Linked DNA regions of Homo sapiens: region 2 is linked to region 1. Evidence: chromatin loops called from intact Hi-C (ENCODE). Cell type or tissue: sigmoid colon. All regions are shown on one strand. Each heading gives the region's core, and the rest is flanking DNA. Links, peaks and the distances in the headings are about the cores only. Region 1 overlaps CHD9 (chromodomain helicase DNA binding protein 9). Region 2 overlaps CHD9 (chromodomain helicase DNA binding protein 9).

Region 1 (13,100 bases), core at 2,728-10,727:
CTAGAAGTTATTTGTAGTACCTGATAACTACTATTCCTGTAACACATACAAAGGATAATTATGGTTAATACAAAAAGGAAGAGTTTAATCATAAAGGACAATAATTGATTAAATTTACAGGGCTATGAAAACATTTTTAAGTAACCAAAAGCATTCTACTTATGTCAGCCAGAAAATCTATAACAGAAGTAAATTCCAACTGACAACATGGAAACATAATTTAAATGTCAAAGTAATAAATCATAGGTTTAAAAATACTTCTATCGAATCATGTGAAATCCCATTCGATAATCTAAAACCAAACAGGGCCATAAGAAAATTCTACTGGAAGTCCTAGATTCTAAAATAAATCAGTAAAATTCATCCTAACTCTCTAATATTACTAAACTATTAGTTATATCCCTGTGGTTTTATGAATGGATTAGCCTCCATTTCTGTTTTCAATTTAACAGATCAAGTTCAACCCTTTGGTATCATTTAATATTTAACCTTCTTTCCATCCATCCATCCATCCCATAAAATTCATCCCATTCCATTCATGGAGCATCTATTATGTACCTACTATTACTGAAGGAATACTCACTATTTTGTATGAAAGGCAGCTTTTAGAACCTGACTGCCAAGATCATAAAAAACACCAAAGCAGATAAAAGTTTTCCAGGCCTACCTCACCCTTCATTTTGCACCTGCCATTTCCATTTCAACTCACACCCTTCCACATAGCCACAAGCAACTCCTTCAAACTCCAGACACATTTCAAACTGTATCTATCCTAAATGCTACTTTAGCTAACCTGATCAACAGAGGCATGGTCATGTCAAAATAGCCATTAATAAGTTAATCTATTATTCCCCTTAACAAGTAGCAACTGTGTTTTCCTGCTTAATTTTTAAGCTGATCTTATTTAGGAACAGAGCCTTAATGGAAAGAGAACTGAGGTAGCTGAATGAGTGTGGGCTTGAAGGAAGGGGTGTGGCTCCTGGCCTTGGCTTTTTCCTTAAATAGCTATGCTATTTATGTTGTCAGAAAACAATAATGACTAACATTTACTGAACACTAAGCATATTCCAGATACTATTTTGTATATTAATTGATTTAGTCTTCAAAATAACACTATGAGGCAAGTACTATCCTATCCCCATTTTACAGAGGAGGAACCTAAAGCATGAGGATGTTAGCTTTTTGTACAGGATTACACTGCTTGTAAGTGATGAAACTGGAATCTGAACAAATGCAACTGGCTCCAGAGGCAAAGAATTTAACCCCATTATCACACTGTATGCCCACTCTAACTCACAGAATTGTAAAAATGAAATGAGACTCTAAGAAAGTGCTCCGAAAAGGACATTCTATTCTTTGCATTGGAAAAAAAGTTAATCTGTAAAAGTGACAACGAAAAGGTTTCAAGCACATTAGCAAGCAGGGGCAGTATTGCTTTTCTTCAGATTAGTCTTCCTAGATTACATCAAATCACATATATGGGTTAAATAAACACCAACCCTGATGACATCAACCATAAATTATTGTTTACAAATTTAGTTACTTTAAAAAAAATTTTTTTTTTTTTTTTGAGATGGAATCTCGCTCTGTCAGCCAGGCTGGAGTGCAGTGGTGCAATCTCGGCTCACTGCAACCTCTGCCTCCCAGGTTCACGCCATTCTCCTGCCTCAGCCTCCCGAGTAGCTGGCACTACAGGTGCCCACCACCACGCCTGGCTAATTTTGTTTTTGTATTTTTAGTAGAGATGGGGTTTCACGGTGTTAGCTAGGATGGTCTCAATCTCCTGACCTCGTGATCCGCCCGCCTCGGCCTCCCAAAGTGCTGGGATTACAGGCATGAGCCACCGCGCCCAGCCATTAATTTTAAAATTTATATTTTACACTGCTGTTGATTAAGTTGCACTGCTTTCCAAATTAACTAATATCAATAATTTGGTATTAGGAACAGCCCAATTGTCCTAAAATTAATAGAAAAATAAAAAATTTTAAATGAGATGTTTAATTATAAAATGGTGCTAGTTGAAATGATGCAACTGAACTTTACTTAAATGATTCTTCACTCAAAAATTTAAAACTCACCAAATTCAAAATTACAAAGTATAGTGGCTTATTGGAAAGCACAGTAATGAAATATTTCATTGGCTAATACTGGAATTCTGGATTGTATATGAATTTCATTTATTCCAACTATGCCTTTTCCTCCAACATGACAATAATTTTTGTCTTTGACTGATATAAATGATTGACACTGTTTTACTCTAACAGCTTAGTAATACATATGCAAACTTCAATACTACTTATCTGCCTGCGACTTATAAATTCTTCTATCAATTCACTTATCTGCCTGCGACTTATAAATTCTTCTATCAAAAAGGCCTATATTTTCAACAATTTTTCTTTTCTAGCAACTACTCAATATTTTACCATGTATTTAGCCAAAACAAAAAAAAATTTCTAGTACAATTCTTATCGATTTTGTTTTCTAGAATTTGCTACCTCTAGAAAAATTGGTCAATGTTGTGCAATATTAAAATAATTTACTATGAATAATTTACCTACTCCTAACAAAAACACAGATATCACAAAACTAGTCAGTACTCCGCTTCAGTGTTACTACTCCCCTTACTATATTAATTCACTTTTCTAAAAATCTGTGTTTCTAATTTAATTATTTCTAGTTATCTCTTATGTACAATGTTTTTTCTTAAACTAGATTTACTTCTGGTATCTTTTGCCTTTAGCTGTTCCTTCCCAAGTTTGAGGCAAGTAACGGTTAGTGTAACTTTTAAAAGTTTATCAACCAATTTCCTCATTTTATGCATTGTTTTTCAAAACGTTACTCTTCCAAATAGTATTCTACTCTGTCTAGATCTCTGAACAAGTTAAAACTGGAAACCCTTAATTATATTAAATTTTGGTTCAGCAAAAGACTAAATATGGGATTTCCTGAATTAAAACTGGGCAGAGCTTTGGAAAAATAAGTTACTTTCATACCTAAAACCTCTAAAAAAACAATAAAAGAAGTAGAAATCTTTCAAATTTCATTTTAGCTGTCTGCAAGTAAAATGCAAAATCAATATGATTATTAATCTATTATAACAAGAGAGCCCATATTATTTAATCGTTTGGACCTGAATGACATAAGGACCAAACTAAATAATTTGGCGGTTACATTTAAAATGCTAAGAATTCATTTGATTTATAAAATTGCATTAGTTCTAAATATCTATATAATATATCAACAATTTCTGAGCAAATGAAGATTTTCACAATAAAGACATTCTTTATTGCGGACTTTTTGTGAAAAAGAGAAAAGTTAGATTGACCCCTTTATGTCAAATTTCCACATGAAGTCCTCAAAAATAACCAGTCCTGAAAAAACAATTCTAAACTATGTTGGCTTAGTTATGCTTACCCTTGCATGCTAAGCAAATACACCTATAAAGCAAATTATAACATTTACTGTATTTTATTTTTTGAAAATATTTTGGATAAGCAGTAAAATACATAGGATTAATATATCCTCCTAGAGCAATTCTTTGTCCTTATAATTCTCTTGGAGCATTAATCCTCACCTGGCCTCTTTATTACGTAAAGTAAATCAGACTATATGGAAGTAAATCAGTAAGAACTGGCAACCACTTATTGTTGATTTATATGGTATTAGTGTTTTTTTTTTTTTTTTGCCATTTCATTCAGTCCAAAGTTGTGGTTTTATTAAGAAAATATTACATTTCATGTTTCCAAACTATGAGTGCTCAGTGAGGCACAAGTACAACCAAGAGAAAAAGAATCTTATAAAGAATTTCAATGCATGCTCTGTAAAGAAAGTGAATATGAAACTGGCACAGCAATATGGATTTCATTTTGTTTGTTTTTATCCTTTTCCTGATTCGTATACTGAAATATTTTACTACTTTAAATCCCTTTTAATAATATTAACATACAAAAAGCTACATTCTACATTCATAGAACCATAAAATTTGGGAGATCCTGGAATATTATCTAATTCATTCGGCAATGAAATAAAGCACACATAGTAGCCAACAATTTAAAACTCAAATATGGGAGTAAATATACTCAAATCAAAAGTAGATGGTTGGACAGTTTGAACTTTAACAGAACATTGAAAGGAATTAAATTTAATTCTTAACCAACTTACCCAATTTTTGTCTTCTCTTTTAACTTAGAACATGTTTTTGTTTTTTTGCTGTCTTTGTCCTTTGGCTTGGATTTCATCCTTCTACCTTTCTTTTCCTCTTTTCCTTCAACTGAAGCAGTAGGAAAGTTTTCAGGGCTCATTACTCGTGGAATATTGCGTTCCCCACGCTCCTTTGCTTTTGCTATGGCCTCTGATATTATACGATTAGCCTTTTCTTGCTTGCTTTCTGATTCCACCTTTTTTCTCTGCTTCTTCTCAGACATGACCCTCACCTGGGTATTCTGCAACTTAGTATATGTCCCAGAACCATCGCTCTTCTTGGAAGATGGAGGCTACAGAAACAAAAATATTTTTTATAGAATATACCAAAGTACATCTAAAACAATTGTCACAAATATCTGAAAATCTTAAATTATGTTTAGAGAGGTAAAATTACATTAGCAAATATGTGAGTGCTACAAACAAATTTAAAACATTTTGCTTATCAAGAAATTAGTACAGATATAAACAGCTCAATTGCTACTTTTAAAAATGAAGGTTAAAGAAGAATAATATAGATTCATTGATATTTTCATAGCATTCTTGGTTAGTTGATTCAAGTTTTGTCCTGTAAAGATAGTTGATTCAAATTTTATCCCATAAATATTCTGTGCATTTGGAATAAAAGTCTTTTCTTTCCTCTTCCCTCCAAAATTCTGAACATTAATAAATTTTTAAATAATTTTAATTTAGAATTACTCCATACAGTTTATTATGGCTTTTAGAAAAATAAAACCTCTGCTTTACGACTACAACCTGAAATCATTTAATATTTAAGTGCAGCAACATAGCTAGTTAGTAAACAGACATTCTCATACTTAAAATTAGAGAAAGTTTTAGTTTTCCCATGAAAGAGTTAAATGTGAAAATTTTTTTTCTTTTTCTATATCATAATTATTTTGCTCAAGCAATTTGGGAAATAAACAAGTTTTACAGTTTTACATTAAAATTATTAATATTTAGCAATATCACAGGAAGCAGATCAAGAGCATTTTAAAAAGAATTTCCTCTTCAAACACGCATTCATCCACATATACTTAGATCACAGTTTTGTTATGTTCTTACCCGTAAACATGCCTCTGACTATACCAAAGGAAAAAACCATCAGGAATTTCCAAACACATTTTCATGCTGATTCCAGTGTGCTTCACTGGATATTTTTTCTATACCTGCCTCATCAAAGGTTTCATAGCAGCACTGCAGCACTGGGAAAGGAAGGAGGGTTTAGAATTGCTCACTAAAATGCCACCTTAAGGCCTACAGGCTATAACAAATAACCAAGACTCGAGGAAACAGCAACAAGCTCAAGATGGCGATGCAGTACGACTCCCGTAGCAGCAGCCAGTAATAAGGAAGGTTATTCAATCCCATTAGCCTTTTAGCCCAAAGAACCCCTCCTCCTCCCACTCATTCAGGCTTTCACTTACCCTTCCTCTTGGCCTCTTCACTGAAGACATTTTTGGCGTCAGACAAAGGCTTGCCCTCTGCTTTTTCACCACCCCAGGCAGTGCTCAAGAAAAAAGCATTGAAAGAAGATTCCTAAATGGCCTATTTAGCAAGCTGCAACCAAGAGATGCACAACCCTCCACAAATACACATTTTGATTTATCAACACATTTCTGCCTTGGCAAGTTTATATCTACTGTTCATCCTATTTAGGTATGAAAAAGGCTGTAAACACTCCTAAAAAGCTGAGTTTCCTCAATAGCTGTAAGCAGATAGCCAGATTCCAACAAAGCACAGAAAGAAATGAATGCACAAAGCATCAAAATGCATCAGCATGAATATTAGAGATGTCGTTAAAAATACTGACTCCTTCTGCGGAAGTAGGCCAGCAGATGGTGCTACCAGTTATTATTCCATTAGACTCTGCAATTTAACCCCCAATGGACTGTTCTTCCCTCCATGTAACACATTAACTCTCACTCTGCCATTTCCTGCAGTAAAGTTTTAAAAAATATACATAAAAATCTGATTAAAAAAAAAAATCACCTGAGAACTAAACTGTGGTAAAATGGCATTATGTGGCTATCAATATTTTAAAAAAACAAAATCTAAAGCAATTTTTATTGGAAAAAAATACTTTTCTCCAAGATACTCTAAAATATTTAAAATATGAAATAGCTGAAGATTAGCAAAGGGTTAAAGAGGTCATGCAAATGAACCCAAAATAAGTTTAAGAAGTTAGATAAGGTTTCTTATAATTTTTCTAACAAAAAGCTAACAGTGTTATTTTGAAAATACAGAAATGAAGCTATTTTCATTTGAATTATAAAAAGAAGCTTAAAATTTTGAAATGAACAAATGAGAACTGTTTATAAAGATTACTAACAATGTTAAAATTGTTTCATCGTCTTAACATGGATGAATACATTTTTTTCGTAACATAAAAAACCTTTCTGACCTTTCCTCCTAACCTTCTATTTTAACTGCACTGATGAGTTTTTCAGGTAAAACTGTAGGTTTAGTTCCATAGCAAGTCAACTTGAATTTGAACATCAGTACAACTTTTCTTTCTATAAAAATTGATTCTATTTTAGTAAGCAATGCCCTTAAATCACTAAAACAAAATTTCACTGCTTTAAAATTCAAGTTTACCTCTTTCATCAATGCCATTTTTTCAGTTGGTCCTGGTTAGTCATCTGATATCACTATAAAACAACATTGGGTTCTCCCCTCTGCCCCTTTTAGGTACCAAAGGCCTCAAAACAGAAACAACACTATCTAAACAGGGCTCTAGAAAGACCCATCTGGATGGCATGAGAGATTAAAGGCAGAGGACAAGTAAGGACGAGGAAAGGATCTGACTTGAGATGTCATCAATGTGAAAATAATAACAATAATGAGATAACACTTACAGACTACTTACTAAGTGCCAGGGATTATTCTATTTTACATTTAATAACTAATGTAATCCTGATTAATAATAGGGTAATAACAGTGATAATGGAGACAAGGGGCTGGCTAATGAGAGAAATACTCTGATAGTAGCATTACAAAGAGACAGAATGGAACTGAGAGAGCAAACAATTACAAAAATCATTATGACAATAAGAGCTAAAATGTAGTGCTTACTATGTACCAGGCACTATTCCTAATATTTCCTATATATTGACTCAATCTTCAGAACAACCCTGTAAGATAGGTACTACTGTTATTCCCATTTTATATGAGGATACTGGGGGATAGAGAAATGACTTGCCCAAGATCACACAGCTACTGAATAGTGGAGCAGGGATTAAAAGACAAGGGGGTCTTGTTAGGGAGACCACACTCTTAACCATTATATTTTAATCATGTTTGGTTCAACTATCATAATTTACAGAGTTTAATTTGAGGACAAAGGAAAGTAGTAACATTCTCAAAATTGCAGAGATACCAAATAATAAGGCTAGGATGGTTTTTTTTTTTTTTTCCCGGTGCCCTTTCAAAAGTGTAGAAATCAACTAGACAGAGGTGAGGCATGGCTGAGGAGCAGGAAGAGCCAGCACTTGGTTTCTCGACCAAGAAAAGGTAAAAGAAGGCCAGGTGTGGTGGCTCATGCCTATAATCCCAGCACTTTGGGAGGCCGAGGTGGGCGGATCACCTGAGGTCGGGAGTTCGAGACCAGCCTGACCAACATGGAGGAAAAATCGCCTCTACTAAAAATACAAAATTAACTGGGCCTGGTGGTGCATGCCTGTAATCCCAGCTACTTAGGAGGCTGAGGCAGGAGAACTGCTTGAACCTGGGAGGCGGAGGTTGTGGTGAGCAGAGATAATGCCATTGCACTCCAGCCTGGGCAACAAGAGTGAAACTCTGTCTTAATTTAAAAAAAAAAGTAAAAGAAATAGGAAACCTAGTTGAGAAAGAATGTGTATGTGTGTATAACAAGTTTAATTCTTTTCATACTGAGTTTGAAATGGAGATCTCTAGCAATTTGAAATTTGGGACTGGATCATCAGAGAGAGAAGTCAGGGCTGGAATGTAAGATGCAGATCCTCCTGCTGTTTTCTTCCATTACCCTTATAATTCACTGACACTATTCAAAGAACCTAAGAGGATTTCCAAAACAACTCACTTCTCTTATAAAGTTTTTCAATAGATTCTACTACCTGACTCAGAATCCCAACTGTTTAATAAACCTTAATAAATCTATGATGAAATATTTCCTCTGCTACTAGAATACAGCATTTTAAAACCATATTCCCACAGAATATCAACAGAGGTGTTAAGTAACTGAACATTTTTAATGTTGGTCATTTCCCAATTCACACACACAAACATACAATGTTATGGTTTTTCTGCCCTTCCCCCCACCATCTAAGCAGTCATCAAATTCTGCCAAATCTACTTAATTGTATTTTTGGTTTTTTTCCTCTTCTAAGTCCCCACAGCTCCTGCTTTATTAACTTTCTACTTGTTATACTGTGGTTATGTAGGAAATGTTCTGATCTGTAGAAAACATATACCAAAGTCTTTGGGGATGATGGATTACTAGGTCTGCACCCTATTCAAATGGAGTAAAATAATTTATTTGTACTATGCTTGCAATTTTTCTGTAAGTGTGATAAGTTTCAAAATACAAAGTATTTAAAAATTTAAAATAAAGTCACAGGCCTTGCTCCCCATGAGCTTGTATGATTAAAATAATAGGTCGGGCGCGGTGGCTCATGCCTGTAATCCCAGCCTTGGGGAGGCCAAGGTGGATGCATCACTTGAGGTCAGGAGTTCTAGATCAGCTTGGCCAACATGGTGAAACCCCATCTCTACTAAAAATACAAAAACTAGCTGGGCATGGTGGCGCACGTCTAATCCCAGTTACTCAGGGGGCTGAGGCAGGAGAATCGCTTGAACCCAGGAGGTGGAGGTTGCAGTCAGCTGAGATCATGCCACCGTACTCTAGCCTGGGCAACAGAGCGAAACTCTGTCTCAAAACAAATAAACAAACAAACATATAAACAAAAAAATACATAAAAGGCACATATATTAATATCATATCCAAATATTCATTAAAAAAGAAAACCTATAGTACAAGAGATGATATCATATGTGATATGTTATTTTGATAGCACCTGGAAGGAATATATGGAAGACTCTATATATCATATTTCAGTACTGGGGAAACTCAAAGATTTATAGTATAAGTGTTTGTCAAAGACAGGTCATGACCTAATAGCAAGTCATGATACACATTTAAAGGGTCCAGACAACTACTAAAAAAACAACAACAAAACAAAAACAAAAAAACAAATAGAGTAGAAGAGGATAGTGTCAGACCCTTATGCATGCACTTCATGCCTCTAATAAAATTATAATTTTTCACACTACCTGTTACTCGCCTTTTCCTTCATGAGGAAAAGAAGCGAAGAGATTTGGGCAAGAAATTAGAGGTTTTAAAATCTGAGTGGGGACTTAGGTCCTTTCTCCTCTGGTGAAATAATTTCACATGTAACCAACAGCCATATTGGGAAATTCCTCCATTTCCAATATTTCAGTTGTATTAATAAAATTACTGGATCACTAGTGTGTGGATATAAGTAGAAATTATAAATTTTCAAAAAGAGAAGGGAAAAATGATCACATGACCACTGTACACTCAGAGAACAGGTTCCTCTCCTGGCAGGCTGGGGTGGTGAAGGTTATACACACACACACACACACACACACACGTTATCTAGATAAAGAAACATTCTACTTGACATAAATGTGTGTGTGTGTGTGTGTGTGTGTGTGTATATATATATTTTTTTTTTTTTTTTTTTTTTTTTTGAGATGGAGTCTTGCTCTGTCGCCCAGGCTGGAGTGCAGTGGTGTGATCTCGGCTCACTGCAAGCTCCGCCTCCCAGGTTCACGCCATTCTCCTGCCTCAGGCTCACGAGTAGCTGGGACTACAGGCGCCCGCCACCACGCCCGGCTAATTTTTTTGTATTTTTAGTAGAGACGGGGTTTCACCATGTTAGCCAGGATGGTCTCGATCTCCTGACCTCGTGATCTGCCCATCTTGGCCTCCCATAGTGCTGGGATTACAAGCGTGAGCCACCACGCCTGGCTCTACTTGACATATTTTTAAAATATGAAGAAATGCAAGGTCCCAGATATAATTCCTTAGTAAAAATAAAACACAGAACAATAAATTTTCAACAACAGAGATATAACTGCATTGTAGCTAAAATTCTCCCAACCTTTCTCAAGAGAGAGGAAGACTCTTAGGCTTTAGGCTTGGAGGACTAGGTGGATAGAAGTTTCAATGGAAGAGGACATAAAACAGAAGATAGCAAGCCTTGAGCAAGAATGAGTTTATCTGCCTAGAGAGACAATGTAGAATAACAGAAGAGAACCAGTGGTGAAACCCAAAAACAACAAGTTCCAGGAGCTAGCAGATGAAGAGGAGCTATTGAAGGAAAACAACAAGAAAATGCAAGAATGGTAAGGTAAGTATCAGGAGACAGTGGTGCCATGGAAGCCAAGAAAGGAAAGAATTAAAACCTCTGCAGTCAAAAGGAAAGTATCTTAAAGTAATTTGGTATTATAAAGATAATTTAATAAGGCATTTTACTTCTCTTAAATTGTTTATTGTAAGCTGGTGTACTGGTTTTTAGTCTCCTTATTTTTAAAATAGAAGCATAATAATTATTTACTTAAATATTCATATTAAATCAACCTAAAAACAATAGATTTGTAGTTAATTTTAGTAATATGTGTCAAACATTAGTATGGTGGCTTCTTTTGATTTTTATTTAATGCATACAACATTTTTCTTCAAACTATCAATAAATACATGTTTAAAGAGAAAAGAGAAAAAAACTGATCCAAGAGCAAATTATAATGTCAAACTTTTCCTGAATTTTACCCTTAGATTTGTTTTCAGAGTTTTTCATGGAAGTGGAACAATTATTTCACTTCACTTTCTTCACATCTGTGAACTACCATGCTCACAAATTAAAAGGTTTATTTTCGTCTTGTGACTCGCAGTAGTACCCAGGTTTACAATTTTAGATAACCATGACATTCCTTTTTTTTTTAAGTGTCATAATCTTAATTTGCATTGATACAGTAATACTTTTTAAGGGTTGGCTTTATTTTAAGCATCCACATAAAAGTCCAGGCAAACAGTAGATGTTCATACAAGTTTTGTTTCTTTTTTAAATACAAATGTACATCTAGCTTACAGGAAGCACAGGGAAAAAAGGAACTTGTTAAATGCAATCAACAAAATCCAGATGTAATCAGCAAAATGGGGATGTAATCAGTAAAATCCAGAGTGTAGGAAACTCCATAGGACAAAGGACTCTATTTCTTCAACAAAGAAACTGTAAGAAACAAAACAGAAAAGGGCAACCACAGAGTAGATGAGACTTAAGACTAATTGGAATGACAAAACAGAAAAAAAAAAAAAGAGAGAGAGAGAAACTTAAAAGACCTCAACAAAATGCAACATGTGGAGCATTGCATTTGGTTTATATGTTTTCTAAGTTTAGATATTGGCCTGAACCAGCCAACTGTAAAAATAAATTTACTTAGCAACTGGAGAAATAGAAACCCTGACCAGATATTTGATTATATGAGAATTATGGTTATCTTTTTTAGGTGTGAAACTGGTTTTGTAGTTGTGTTTTAAAGACAAAAATCTAATGCAGGCATGGTGGCTCATGCCTGTAATCCCAGAACTTTGGGAGGCCAAGGCAGGAGGATTGCTTGAGGCCAGGAGTCCAAGGCCAGCCTGGGCAACATAGCAAGACACAATCTCTTAAAAAAAAAAATTTAAACTTAGCTAAGTGTGATGGTGCACATCTGTAGTCCGAGTTGCTTGGGAGGCTGAGGTGGGAGGATTACTTGAGCCCAGGAGCTTGAGGTTGCAGTGAGCTATGATTAGCCCCTGTACTCAAGTTGGGTTGGGTGACAGAGCAAAACCCTGTCTCAAAACAACAACAACAACAAAAAAAAAAACCTCAAACTGATCCCCCCAAATTTTTGCCTTTTAGATGTATAAATCAATGTATTTTTAGATGAATGATAAGACTAAGATGTACTTCAAAAATATCCATGGAGGGGGTGGCTATATTCATTAGATGGTAGTACAGATGCAACAGTGGCCATATAAATTGACAGCTGTTGGTGGCTGGGAGATGGATATTCTACTTCTGTGTCACTTGAAATGCTATATAATAAAGAAATTTAAAAATTTATATTCTGGAATAACAAGTAGTTTGGCATGACAAGCAAAGGAGATGCCTGTGGGAGAATGATAAGCAACAAGGACTAAAATATAACAGACTAGATTATCAACGGTGTTATAGGTTATGTTAAAATATCTAGACTTCATGCTGAAGGAATTAGGGAATTAATAAATGATTATATAGAGAGAACAGGATCACACTTTAAGACATAGGGGTACTAAGTGGTTTTGATAAAAATGCCAGAATAATTGATAAAATATTTTGGCTTAGAAAAAGGTCATACATGATCTAAAAACAAATAGTATTTAATCTATTTTACATTAGTATGCAGTACTTTTCCAAGCAAACTTGTTGCTTCCAAATAAGTCAAAAGTATATTTTTAAAACATCAAATCACAAACCTCACCAAGTTCACTACTTGCTGAAAACATTAAATATGCTGAATTTATCAGTCCATAAATTATCCCCAATACTTAAAGCTATTCTCAGCATAACATTGTGATTAAGGGCATGGGTTTTTGAGCCAGCCAGCCCTGGGTTCTGGTTCCAGTTCCATCATTTATCTGGGCCTCAGCTTCCTCAACTGTAAAAATGTAGATAATAACAGTATTCATCTAATAGGGCTCTTGTGAAACCTAATAGATAATGCTTGTAGAGTGCTTTAGCATGGTGTCAGGCATACAAATACTGAGAGATATTAGGTATGGTTATTGTTATTGCTGTGATGTGATACTGTGCTCT
Region 2 (13,100 bases), core at 2,251-10,250, 47 kb after region 1:
ATACAATTAAATACAACAAAATTTTCTGAGACCTATTTTGAAGTTTGGCTTCAGTCTTTCTTCATATACTGCACTAATCCACAAATTTCTCACCAATAGCTGGGTTTTCCACACTCCTGGAATTTACTTTCTGTTCACCTCTTACCCTTAAGTATGCATGCTAGAGGTCAATAGCCTTAAAGCTAATGTTAACAACAGGAATGTCTGTTACTCTGATTCCTGACAGGCAGTACAAAGCTTAACTCTTCTACAATATACTACATAGTTTAATAACTAGGATGTATTTCAGAACTAGCTAATATTCTATAATTTCCCAGTTAAAATAGAACATTTTAATACAGAAGATCTGACAGAAATAACAAAACCAAGAAGTAGTCCACTTTAAGTGAAAAAACAACTGAAAGAAATTCCTAGACAGAATTTCTATTTTATGCTTTGGCTTAGTCAGACAATTAGGAATTCTGAAACTTTTATAAGTAATACCATGCCAAATGCATAAAGATTTAAACAAATTCTGAAAAATAGAGGGATGGTACCTTATAAAAGTTTTAATCATTCAAGGAGACAATCTAAATATTTTATAAGTCATTTTTCTTCTTTTTGCTTAGGGCAAAAGTAGAGTGACAAGTGTTTTAATTGTGCGTACATCTGATGCTTTTTTGACTTAGGAAAAGGTACCATTTTTTAAAATAGTATGCTATAACTAAAGTACCTTAGGAAAAAAAACAGCAAATAGCTTGGGTGTGAGCATTGCTTTAGTTTTATATAGGTTTTCCTCTCTTTTATAATAACTAATATATATAAAATTAACTCTTTCTGCTTAAGATGATTTTCAAATATCTAATGTATTTCAATCGAATACATTAAGTTAGGGTAATTCCTGGAGGTATTAAGAATAACTGTCAAAAATGTAAACATATGAGACCTCCCTTTAAAATTATTTTCATCTTGTTCTAACAGAGCATTCTACCACCACCACCATTACCTTCTGGGGTGGGGGAAATGAAAAGATCCATGTAATTAAAGTTTTTGAGTCTTGCTAAAATATATTCCATCTATCTGGAAAATTTATTCATCTATAACAAATAATTTCCTGACATAATTGGATAGTGGAGGACTTGTCATGTGTTTACCTTTCTTCACCTTTTGTAATTGCCACTCAGGAGCTAAATAGGCAATATGAATGTTATATCCTATAATAAAACCTAAAATTACAACCATAGAATCTTAAGAGTTGAAATAACCCTCCAATTTAGTCCATTTTCCACCTGCTACAGAAATTCTTTCTGTGACATATCTAAGCTATTCCATCTCCCTGCTTTCAGTGAAAAGCTTTATTTCAAACTTCTTCCTTAAATTAAATGACAGTCTGCTTTTCTGTGACTTCTACTTACACGGCCTAATAATGACCTCTAAAGTCCTTCAAAATATTTGAAGATAATTATTGGATTTACCTTTAGGGCATCTGTTGCTATCATCTTACACATAATCTTATAAAAAATGTCAGAACATGGCTGGGAGTGGTGGCTCATGCCTATAATCCCAGCATTTTGGGAGGCCAAGAAGGGCAGATCACTTGAGGTCAGAAGTTCGAGACCAACCTGGGCAACATGGAGAAACCCCGTCTCTACTAAAAATACAAAAAAGTAGCCAGGTATGGTGGTGCATGACTGTAATCCCAGCTACCTGGGAGGCTGAGGCACAAGAATCACTCGAACCCAGGAGGTGGAGGTTGCAATGAGCTGAGATTGCACCACTACATTCCAGGCTGGGTGACAGAGCAAGACTCTGTCTCAAAAACAACAACAACAAACCCCCCCCTCCAAAAAAAAAACAAAAAACAGAACACTTCTTAGTTTTTTGTTGTTATGGTTGTTTTTTGTTTTTTGAGACAGGGCCTTGCTCTATCACCCAGGCTGGAGTGCAGTGGCACAATCCTGGCTCACGGCAGCCTCAACCTCCTGGGCTCAGGTGATCCTCCTGCCTCAGCCTCCTAAGTAGCTAGGACTACAGGTGCACACCATCACTCCCAGCTAATTAAAAAAATATATATTTGTACAGTCAGGATCTCACTATGGTTTCTCAGGCTGGTCTTGAATTCCTGACTTCAAGTGATCCTCTTGCCTCCATCTCCCAAAGTGCTGGGATTACAGATGTGAGCCACCATGCCTGGCCTAGTTGAGCTTTTTTGTTTGTTTTCTTTTGGCATTGGTTCTTCCTCTGCTAATAGATAAACGATTGTGAATATAGCCAGAAAACATGAGAGGCATGGTCTTTGCCACTTAAAGATTCTAAAGCCAGTTTTTAATTTTTCAATGGCAGAAGAGGGAAGAAATCATTTAGTACATTATTGTTAAATATTACAATGTATTAATATGCTTTTAAGTAAAGTGAAAGTTGTTAAGACCAGAAATAATGGAGTCAAATAGGGTTTGAATCCAGTATGGCCATTTACTGGCTGTGTGACTTGGGGTTTATTACTTAACTTCTCTGTATCTCAGTTTCCAACCATGCAGATTGAAGGAAAAAAATCATATCCAAATAAAAGGATGGTTGTGATGGATCAATGTGATAACATATGTTAAGTATTCAGAACAGTGCTTGGCACAATGTAAATGCTATATGTCTTACCTATTCTAATTTTTTATTACTATGCTTCTACTTTAAATTCAATTATTACAGTAATATATGCGATAAAAATATGAAGATATTTTAATCACCTTGATTCAGATTTTTCCAGATCTCAGTAATAACCTTACTTTTATATGGAACTTTAGCAACATTACAATGGTTGCTAAACCATTACAAATTATTCAGCCACTCAAAATCATTTTTAGAAAAATACTTAATGCCATGGAAAATGTATGCATCATATTCATTGGAAGGTTAAAAAGCAATTTGCCAGAAAGTGTGAACTATATGATCTCAATTTTGTTTCTTTAAAATTCAAAAATATTGGCCAGGCACAGTGGCTCACGCCTGTAATCCCAGCACTTTGGGAGGCCGAGGCAGGCAGATCACCTGAGGTCGGTAGTTCAAGACCAGCCTGACGAACATGGAGAAACCTTGTCTCTACTAAAAATACAAAATTAGCCGGGCGTGGTGGCGCATTCCTGTAATCCCAGCTATTTGGGAGGCTGAGGCAGGAGAATTGCTTGAAACTGGGATGTGGAGGTTGTGGTGAGCCAAGATCACATCATTGAACTTTAGCCTGGGCAACAAAAGTGAAACTCCGTCTCAACAAAAAATAAAAAATTAAAAATATGTATATGGGAAATGGCAAAAGGACAAACAAGAGATCTCACTGGAATCTTACATAACACAACAGCAACAGTGATTATCTTTTGGTAATAATATTACAAACGACTTATTCTTCACATTATTTTTGATACCCATTTTTTTATAACAACCATTTATTAAATTTGTCAGGCACCTTGGTAGGCTGAGGTGGGAGGATTGCTGGAGGCCAGAAGTTTGAGTCCAGCCTGGGCAACAAAGTGAGACCTTGTCTCCACAAAAAATAAAAAAAGTTAGCCAGGCTTGGTGGCTCACTACAGGGGAGGCTCAGGCAGGAGAACTGCTTGAGTCCAGGAGATGGAGGCTGCAATGAGCCATGATCACGCCCCACTGCACTCCAGTCTGAGTGACAAAGACCCTGTCCCCCACCAAAAAAAAAAAAAAAAGGCTTATATGTGCTGCTCAAACCTATCTTTCTTTTACAAGTTTTTTTTAAGTTTATAAGTAATGTAAATTTCTCTATCTTCAGGAAAAGAAATAATAATTCAAGGTAATAAACTACAAAATCTATCAAAATACAAAAGGCAATAAAACATTATGTATGAGTATATCTTAAAATTCTATTTCCTGTTTCGAATGCCAGTTCTGCCATCCCTCATAACATGTTTCACTTACACAGAATTTTTACACTAAACTTAATTTACAAACATTGAGAGATCACACAGTGCTCCACATGTTATTTCCACTTCACGAATAAGACAAAAACTAAAGATTCTGCTATAAAGACAGCAGAAAATATTTGTTATGAGAGCAATAAAAAGTTCAGAGTATTATTCTCTCAAAATTCCTTTGCTCCAAAAATTAGAGATGATAAATAAGCTAGTATTTTCCCTATGTTAGTCTTGTACATACTTACATTTGGAAACACTTGCTATAGCTTCTCACTTTTTTTCTTTTTTCTTCCTCCTCCCAACAACCCTACTATTCTTCATCTCCCTCTGGCCTCTCTTCCCACTGTGTCCTGGCTCCTCTCTCTTTTCTAAGCAGTAAAATTCTAGAGTCAAATCAGCAATATTCACTGTTGTTAACAATTGACACATAGTTTAGCGTACGCTGAGATATTTGAAGTGATATCTACAATCACCCCACTATAGTTGGGAAATTTAAAAAAGCAAGGCTGGGTCAGGCACAGTGGCTCACACCTGTAATCCCAGCATTTTGGGAGGCTGAGGTGGATCACTTGAGCTCAGGAGTTCGAGACCAGGCTGGCCAACATGGCAAAACCCCATCTCTACAAAAAAATACAAAAATTAGTGGGGCATGGTGGTGCATGCCTGTGGTGCCAAGCTGCTTGGGAAGCTGAGGCGGGAGGATCGCTTAAGCCCAGGAGGCAGAGGTTGCAGTAAGCTGAGATCTACCACTGCACTCCAACCAGGGTGACAGAGTGAGACCATCTCAAAAACAAAAAAGAAAGAAAAAAGCAAGGCTTAGAAATATTCTTTAAATATTCAACATTCTCACTAAAGCGTTCTAGAATTCTAAATAGATTGTCATCCATGGTTTTTTAAACAGTAGGTTAAAGAATGTCTTGTTTTGGCTCTAACAAAACATACCTCAAAATTATTTTTCATAAACTAAAAAATTATGCCACTTCATTATGTTTAAATCTGTTAACTTTTATACACATGTAGTGATGTTAATTTAGTCTAAAATGAAATTACTACAATTAAGAGAGTTAAAGAAGCCCAACAAAGAACCCAGAAAAAAATTTCTTTCCATAGAACCTGTGGAAGCATCATAATAATATAAGAACTCCTTATTAATATAACATTTCAGCTATGTAGTACCATAACTATACAGAACATGCAAAAATTATATAGGTAAAAAAGTCTATGCTCTGTCAAAATTTGTCATGAATTCCACATATTAAATCATTTGCATTTCATATATTTAAGATGTGTGACCTATAATTCAGTACATATAAAACTGATATGCAACATACAATAATCATAATAATCCTCTCTACCAATCCATCTCTCTTTTTCACTCTCACAATCAACGAATCCCAAATATCACTGTTTAAACTAAGAAGTAATAGGAAACTTGAGAACAGAGTGTTTTTTTCTTTTTTCTTTTCCTTTTTTTGAGACAGGGTCTCACTATTACCCAGGCTGGTAAGTGGAGCAACACAATCACAGCTCACTGCAGCCTCAAACTCTCAGGCTCAACTCATCCTCTTGTCTCAACCTCTCAAAGTGTTGGGATTACAGGCATAAACCATGGCACCTGGTCGAGAACAGACTTTCTTTTCTTTTTTTGTTTTGAGACAGAGTCTTGCTCTGTTGCCCAGGCTGGAATGCAATGGTGTGATCTTGGCTCATCACAACCTCAGCCTCCCGGGTTCAAGCGATTCTCCTGCCTCAGCTTCCCAAGTAGCTGGGATTACAGGCATGGGCCACCACGCCCAGCTAATTTTTGTATTTTTAGTAGAGACGGGGTTTCACCATGTTGGCCAGGCGGGTCTTGAACTCCTGACCTCAGGTGATCCACCCACCGCGGCCTCCCAAAGTTCTGGGATTACAGGCGTGAGCCACTGCGCCTGGCCGAGAATAGACTTTCAGTAAGTCAAAAAAGAATTCCAAACAAACTGCCCTTTATCAGTTTTTGGACATGTGAAAAAAGAACAAGTTAACAAAACAAGAAAAAAAAAACTGAAACAAAAAAGTGAGTGACTTAAAACCGTATTTATCAGTGTAGAATAAGATGATTTAAGGTAGGTCTGAAAATAACTTCTCTCAGATGGAGTGCTCTCTATCTACATGCTAGCATTAGAGACTGCTTTAGTTATTTATAATTATCCTCCATTCATTCCAAATCTATAAAAAGGAGTCCTTACTACTTTTTAAAGCCCGGGAAACATGTTTAGAAATGCATTAATTAAAAAACAAAACAAAAGCAACAAAAAGACATGAATCAAAATGATAAAGTCTTAGGAGAATAAAATGTTTAAAAATAAATCAATAAGCTCTCATAATTTCAAGTATACACTGGACAAAAATGATTGGTCAAACTAGTCAGAAACCTACATACAAAGTAGATAGATGCACCTAAGTTCAATCAGTGGAGAGTTTTCCCAGGGTCCTTCTGAGATGCTTGATCTTCCTCCAGTAGGGGGAGCAAAATCACAATACTCAACTCATGTCATAAAAAGAGGGGGACATGGAGGGTTTATAAGTGTCTTTTAAATGTTTCTACATCTCCCTAGACATTTCAAAAAATATGCTGAAATATCGTTCTGAAATAGAACTAAAGTGGCCGGGCATGGTGGCTCACGCCTGTAATGCCAGTACTTTGGGAGGTCAAGGCCGGTGGATCACCTGAGGTCAGGAGTTCAAGACCAGAGATCAGCCTGGCCAACATGCTGAAACCCCGTCTCTACTGAAAATACAAAAATTAGCTGGGCATAGTGGCACACACCTATAATCCCAGCTACTCAGGAGGCTGAGGGAGGAGAATCACTTGAACCTGGGAGGCAGAGGTTGCAGTGAGTGGAAATTGTGTCAGTGCACTCTAGCCTGGGAGACAGAGTGAGACTCCTTCTCAAAAAAGGAAAAAAGAAATAGAACTATAGTCAATCCAATGGGAAAGACAAAGATTTTTTCTTTTTCAAATACTTCAAGGCTTTAAAATGAAAAATGGATCCCTAAATATTTAATTTCAAGAACTTTGGTATATTTCATTGTCCACAGAATCTCACAGGTAACCAAGGTATTGAAGCATTTTATGAATCCTTAATTTAACAAGAGAATTTTTAAAAACATAAAATATTACATTAATTTTTTATTATAAAAGTAATATGTTCACGACAAAATTGTAGAAAGTAAGGGAAAAACTGCACTACTTAAACCTATTTTCTTCTGGTATTTTTTTCATATACAAATTTTCTTTTTTTCTCAGAGGGTCTGATTCTAATGCCTAGACTGGCAGTGGTGTGATCATGGCTTACCTCAGCCTGGAACTCCTGGGTTTGAGCTATCTGCTCACCTCAGCCTCTTGAGTAGCTGGGACTACAGGAGTGCACCATCATACCTGGCTAATTTTTTAAAAATGTATTTATTGTAGAGACAGAGTATCGTTACATGGTCCAGGCTGGTCTGGAATTCCTGGTCTCAAGCAATCCTCTCACCTCAATCTCCCAAAGTGCTGGGATTACAGGCATAAGCTAACATAACTGGCCCATATACATATTTTCATACTACTATGAAAAAAAGTATAATTAATAAAAACACTTAAGACTGGGCAGAGTGTCTCACGTCTATAATCCCAGCACTTTGGGAGGCCGAGGAGAGTGGACTGGTTGAGTACAGGAGCTCAAGATTAGCCCAGGCAACATGGCAAGATCACATCTTTACAAAAAATACAAAAAAAGCCAGGCATGGTGGCACATGCCTATAGTCCCAGCTACCCAGGAGGCTGAGGCAGGAGGATCACCTGAGCCCAGGGAGGTTGAGGCTGCAGTGAGCCCTGATGGTGCCACTGCACTTCAAACTGGGTGACAGAGTGAGACCCTGTCTCAAAAGAAAAATTAAAAAAAAACAAAAAAAAGTATTAATTTCTAACTATATGCTAGGCATAGTCTAAGCATGTTTACATGTTATAAATCTATTAATCCTTTATTATTTCACATTTTAAAGATGAGGAAAAAGAGACGCACGGAAATTATCTAAGTCAAAGTCACCCAACTACTAAGTAACAGGACCCACAATTCTAAACCAGGTAGTCTGGTATCAAAGGCCACACTCTTAACCTTACTTCACTGTGATCTTAATTTTGAATTACGCTCTTTTCTCCATCATTAACATATTCTCAATGTTAGTGTTCAAAATCTTTTTAGTGCCTATGGTCTATCGTGATTACAATAATGAGCTATGCTTTTTTCAGCTGTCCCTTGTAAGTATATTAAGACAAATATCTTTGGGTATATACTTCTGCTATGTCTGGGTTATTAAAATGGAGAATTTTTATATTCTTTAATCTAGTACCAAATTGCTTTTCAAAATATTTGCATTAATTAACAAAGCCATGTAGGTACCAATTTCACCATAAATTTGTCAGCATTAAGCATTAACATTTAACATGTTTTTCTAATAGGTAAAAATAAAACCATTCTAAATTTATTTTTTATTATTAAAGCTGCATATTATTCTGGTTTTGTTTACTAATTTAATTTCCTTTTTGTGAATTTCAGCTTATATGTTTTATCTAGTTATCAACTGAGGTCTTAAAAGTTTGCTAATTTATAAAGCTTTTTATAGGAATATTAACTCAATGTTAATTGTATTTGCAATAAAATTTTCCCAGTCTGGTTTTTCCCTTTTAATTATGATTATTAAGTTGTTTTTGATAAAATAACTTTCTCTCAAAGGTATTCATAAACATCACAAAAGAAGTCTTAACACCTTATAATTTTCTAAATATAGAAGCTAATCTATTGCTTTGAGCATATCAGTGAATCACTTTCAATACAAGACTTGTAAAACAATATAAACCTATATCAAAATATGTATGTTCACTTAATGGAATTACCAAGTTTGAGAAATCTTGACTATGTTTCATATAAAATTAACCCAATGACTAACAGTCCGCCCTACCCCCAAATCTCCAAAATAAAAGCAAAGAGCTACATACCTGTCGCTGTAAACATAGGTGATTTCTGTCATGTAAATGCTGATGATTAGAAAATGATGAATGCCAACTCCGAGCCTGACTTTGCAACTGAGTCTGAGCCATATCAGAAGGCCGTGTTACCAGATGCGAAGTAAACTGCCGATCAAGGTCATGATCTAAAATGTGACTTGAATTATCTTGTCCGAATGTTGACTCATCAAAGTGAGGAAGAAGACCCTCCTGAAGGAGGTCCTCGGGGTCAAGTCCTGTGAATGGCTCAGTTTGAGATTCCACTTGATGAAGTAAATTCTCTTCTAAAGATGAAAAGCCATTAGTTTCTACATGATCATTGAAATGGCCCATTTGAGTTCCTGAGTCAACAGGATCTGGGAAGTTCATGTGCACAGGAGATAATTTTGAATTGCTATAATTACCCTGAGGATGTGATGAATGCAATATTTGGAAATTATTTGAATTCAATGATGTATTGGGGTTTAGGATATGCTGAGTAGATTCTTGCTTGATTCCTCTATGAGGTGAAAAGGAATTACTTCCAGTAAAATCAGATAAAGTCTGATTTGTATGATTAGATGCAAGAACTGCAGAGGACTGAAGTAGACTGTTTGGTGATATATGATTACTGGAAAAGGAATAATGTGAAGAAAATTGCTGTGAATTACTGACAGAACAAGAAGTCATATTTGGGGAAGGTCCATTAAAATTTCCTTCTTGATGACTGCTACACTTGTGGAAGTGTGCTGAAGGATTTGACGTTTGAGAAAATTGCTGCATTGAAATAGACTGTTGTGAATTAGATGCATTAGTCATCTGTGGTGGGTGGTTAACATTGACTCTATGTGGACCAGAAACATTCATAAAATTTTTAGACTGGCTAAGAGAATTCTGCCCTGGGTTGAGATTATTTCTGTTTTGTTGTGAGCGTAGTGAAGTACACTGTGTTTGTTGTTCATTGGCCTGAAATAAGGCAAAGTCATGGTGTGCCACAAAGCTTTTATTTTGATGCATAGAGTGTGAATGTCCTTGTTGGTGAAAAGGAGATCCATTTTGATTTGAAATGGTAGTAGCTGTCTGATGGCCCCACATTGGACTGCCATCTGATACATCTGGAAACAAACCATTGGGTTGGTTTTGGGGATGGATTGGAGAACAATTAAACTGAGAGTGTGGAGATAACACATGTTCAGCTGGGCTACCAAAAGATTGATTAACATGGTGAAATTTTATTGAATCAAATTGATTTAACTGTTCAAAATCAGTCATCTTCTGATGTGTTGGAGTACCTTGAACATGGTTCAGTGAATCTATGTGCAACGGTTCAAATTCTGCACCCAAATTCAATTCATCAACTAGTGAAACAGGTCCTGGTTGTACAAATGCATCATCTGACAAACCTTCTAAGGTCTCACCAAAAAGATTGGCATCATCAAAAAAGTCCATCATTGGATCTGTCATCTTGAAAATTCTGTAACAATCCGGGCTGTTCACTCCAAATGGAGTATATTCAGCTTCTCTATAGTAGATATTATTGGATCATTTCCGAAGGTCATCAACTAATCCAAAACAGGTCAATATTCATTATTGCTCTAAATAATGACATGTCATGAAGTGTCAAAATCCTAGAAAAAAAGGAACAAAAACAATAAAGAGAAATTAAGTACTGATACATGCTACAACAAAAATGAACTCTGAAAACATTATGCTAAGTGAAAGAGGTCAGTCACAAAATACCACATATTATATGACTCGATTTATATAAAATGTCAAAAGTAGGCAAGTATATATAGAGAGAAAATAGATTAGTGGGTCACCTAGAGCTGGTGGCATGGTGGGTGGGTAGAAAGGACTGGTGATTGGTGAGTGATAGCTACAGGTTATGGGATTTCTTTTGGGGGTAACGAAAATGCTCTAAAATTGGTTATGGTAATGGATAAACAACTCTGAGTATGCTAAAAGCCACTAAATATACACTTTAGATGAATGAATTGTATGGTATCTGAATTATATCTCAATAAAGCTACTTTAAGAATAAAAATTATATAAGTAAAATTATTTTGAAACTTCTAATTTTCTGTTGTATCTTTTAGATAAGGAGGATCGTTTGAGACCAGCCTGGGCAACAAGAGTGACACCCATCTCAGAAAAAATTTCAAAACTACTCGGCCATGGTGGTGTGTACCTGTAGTCTCAGCTACCTGGGAGGCTGAGGTGGGAGGACTGCTTGAGCCTGAGAGGTTGAGGCTGCAGTGAGCCATAATTGTGCCACTGCACTCCAGCCTGGGCAACAGAGTGAGACACTGTCTCAAAAAAAAAACAAAACTGATTTTATTCAATCTAATTACCAACTAATTTTACTTGGCAAGTATTTGCAAGGTAGATCTTTCTGAGAAAAAATTAAGTAGGTGAAGTTACTTTGGATGATTTAAGTTACAGTGGAAGTCTGTGTCTTCTCAAAGAAAATATTTTATCTAATACAACTTTGAAACTTATAACAATGTTAAAATAAGCTAGTAATATAAGTAAAAATTAAGCGCTGGAAAAATTTTAAAATAAATAAGAACTCTAGAGTAGACATATTTTTAAATGACTCAGGAAAAAAAATTTTTTTGAGACAGGGTAAGCTATCAAGATCATTTTAATCAATCAAAATTTAAAACTTCAAAATTTACTGAAATGATTTTTACTGACTCTGTCACAAATGACAACTCTAGAACAGGGGTCCCGAAACCCCAGGCTGCAGATGGAATGGGTGCGTGGCCTGTTAGAAACCAGGCTGCACGGCAGGAGATGAGCAGCAGGTCAGCCAGCATTACTGCCTGAGCTCCGCCTCCTGTCACATCAGCGGCAGTATTAGATTCTCATAGCAGCCCGAACCCTATCGTGAACTGCATATGTAAGTGATCTAGGCTGTGCTCCCTTATAAGAATCTAATTAATGCCTGAGGTGGAACAGTTTCATCCTGAAATCATCTCCCTCCATCCACCACACCCCATTTCCCTACCCCATCCACGAAACCGGTCCCTGGTGCCAAAAAGGTTGAGGACTGCTTCTCTAGAAGATGCATAGTATCATCCACAAAGCTCCTTAATATTAGGGACCTGAAGAAATATAAAAACTAAAGAATCAACAAAACCCTCTGCCTATCCTACATACTTGATACAATGATTAAGTGATACATTGCATATTAAATTGTTTTCCATACAAAAGCAAGATGTTTTTATAATCAGTAATAATAGTAAGTGATGTTTGGTTTGAGGAACAGTCAGCTTTAGAATGTCACAGCTCAGGAAATATTAGTAAAACATTAGTAAAATTTGAAAATTTAAATTTAGGATATCTAGAATTCTTACTTTTTATCAAAAAATTAGGAAGCCCAGATACTTTTGAGTAATAAATATCAATTGAAAGGGTGTTAATATTAAATTAATATGAATTCAATATTGTCCCTTAATTATTTAGGGCTAGCCCTTTAAAAGGTAACAAGAACTGATTAACTCTGTATCCAGTAAGGATTAAAGCAGGTAAGGACTTATACTCTTTCCATTCAGTTGTATATTCATTATTTGATCTGATCTCCCCTTTCCTGGGCACCTTACCAGCTAGCATACAGATACTCACATGCCAGAATAACTGTGTTTCCTACCTACAAGCTGAAGTATTTCTGATCAGCTTTCCTCAATCATATCATAAATAAATCTGGAAATTGGCAAGGTGCAGTGGCTCACACCTATAATCCCAGCACTTTGGGAGGCTGAAGTGGGAGGAATGCTTATTAAGCCCAGGAGTTCGAGACCAGCCTAGGTAACAAAATGAGACCCTTCTCTCTACTAAAAATAAAAAATAAAAAAAAAATTAGCCAGGCATAGTGCATTCCTGTAGTCCCAGCTATTTGGGGGGCTGAGGTGGGAGGATCGCTTGAGCCTGAGAGATTGAGGCTGCAGTGAGCCATGATTAAGCCACTACACTCTAGCCTGGGTAACAGAGAGAGGCCCTGTCTCCAAAACAAACGAAGAAAAAACCAAGGAAATTACTTTTAAAAAGTTTCCTCCACTGTTTTACATTTAAGTTGGAAAATGTTTGATTCTTGTAATAAGCAATAAAAAATTAAAACTCTCCTTCCTCTGCCTTCCTTCCCCACCTACTTGCCTACTCAAAGGCATTGCCCCAGTAATTCTTTC

Evidence for each region. A loop is a pair of places that touch in the nucleus more often than their neighbours do. Peaks named below come from ENCODE experiments on the same cell type or tissue, not always from the same donor. Only the 100,000 strongest peaks of a DNase experiment are listed, where the experiment ranks them.
Region 2: it touches region 1 in a loop (2.7-fold over the local background); 18 of 110 quality-filtered maps call a loop at or near these places.

Annotation. Positions count from the first base shown.
Region 1 is chr16:53,200,875-53,213,974 of GRCh38, reverse strand. CHD9 (chromodomain helicase DNA binding protein 9) reads right to left here. Exons shown (of 39, transcript NM_001308319.2): 3 at 4,162-4,493. Among named protein-coding and RNA genes, the nearest start is that of CHD9, 150 kb to the right of the region's middle. RefSeq lists enhancers at 4,963-5,550, 5,551-6,140. In sigmoid colon, for the core only: a CTCF peak has its summit at 6,013 (motif pointing right); no DNase peak of the experiment used is centred there; H3K4me3 peaks cover 3,328 bases; H3K27ac peaks cover 1,136 bases.
Region 2 is chr16:53,153,367-53,166,466 of GRCh38, reverse strand. It overlaps CHD9 (chromodomain helicase DNA binding protein 9), which reads right to left. Exons shown (of 39, transcript NM_001308319.2): 2 at 8,926-10,541. The coding sequence starts at 10,377. Among named protein-coding and RNA genes, the nearest start is that of CHD9, 100 kb to the right of the region's middle. In sigmoid colon, for the core only: a CTCF peak has its summit at 6,372 (motif pointing right); no DNase peak of the experiment used is centred there.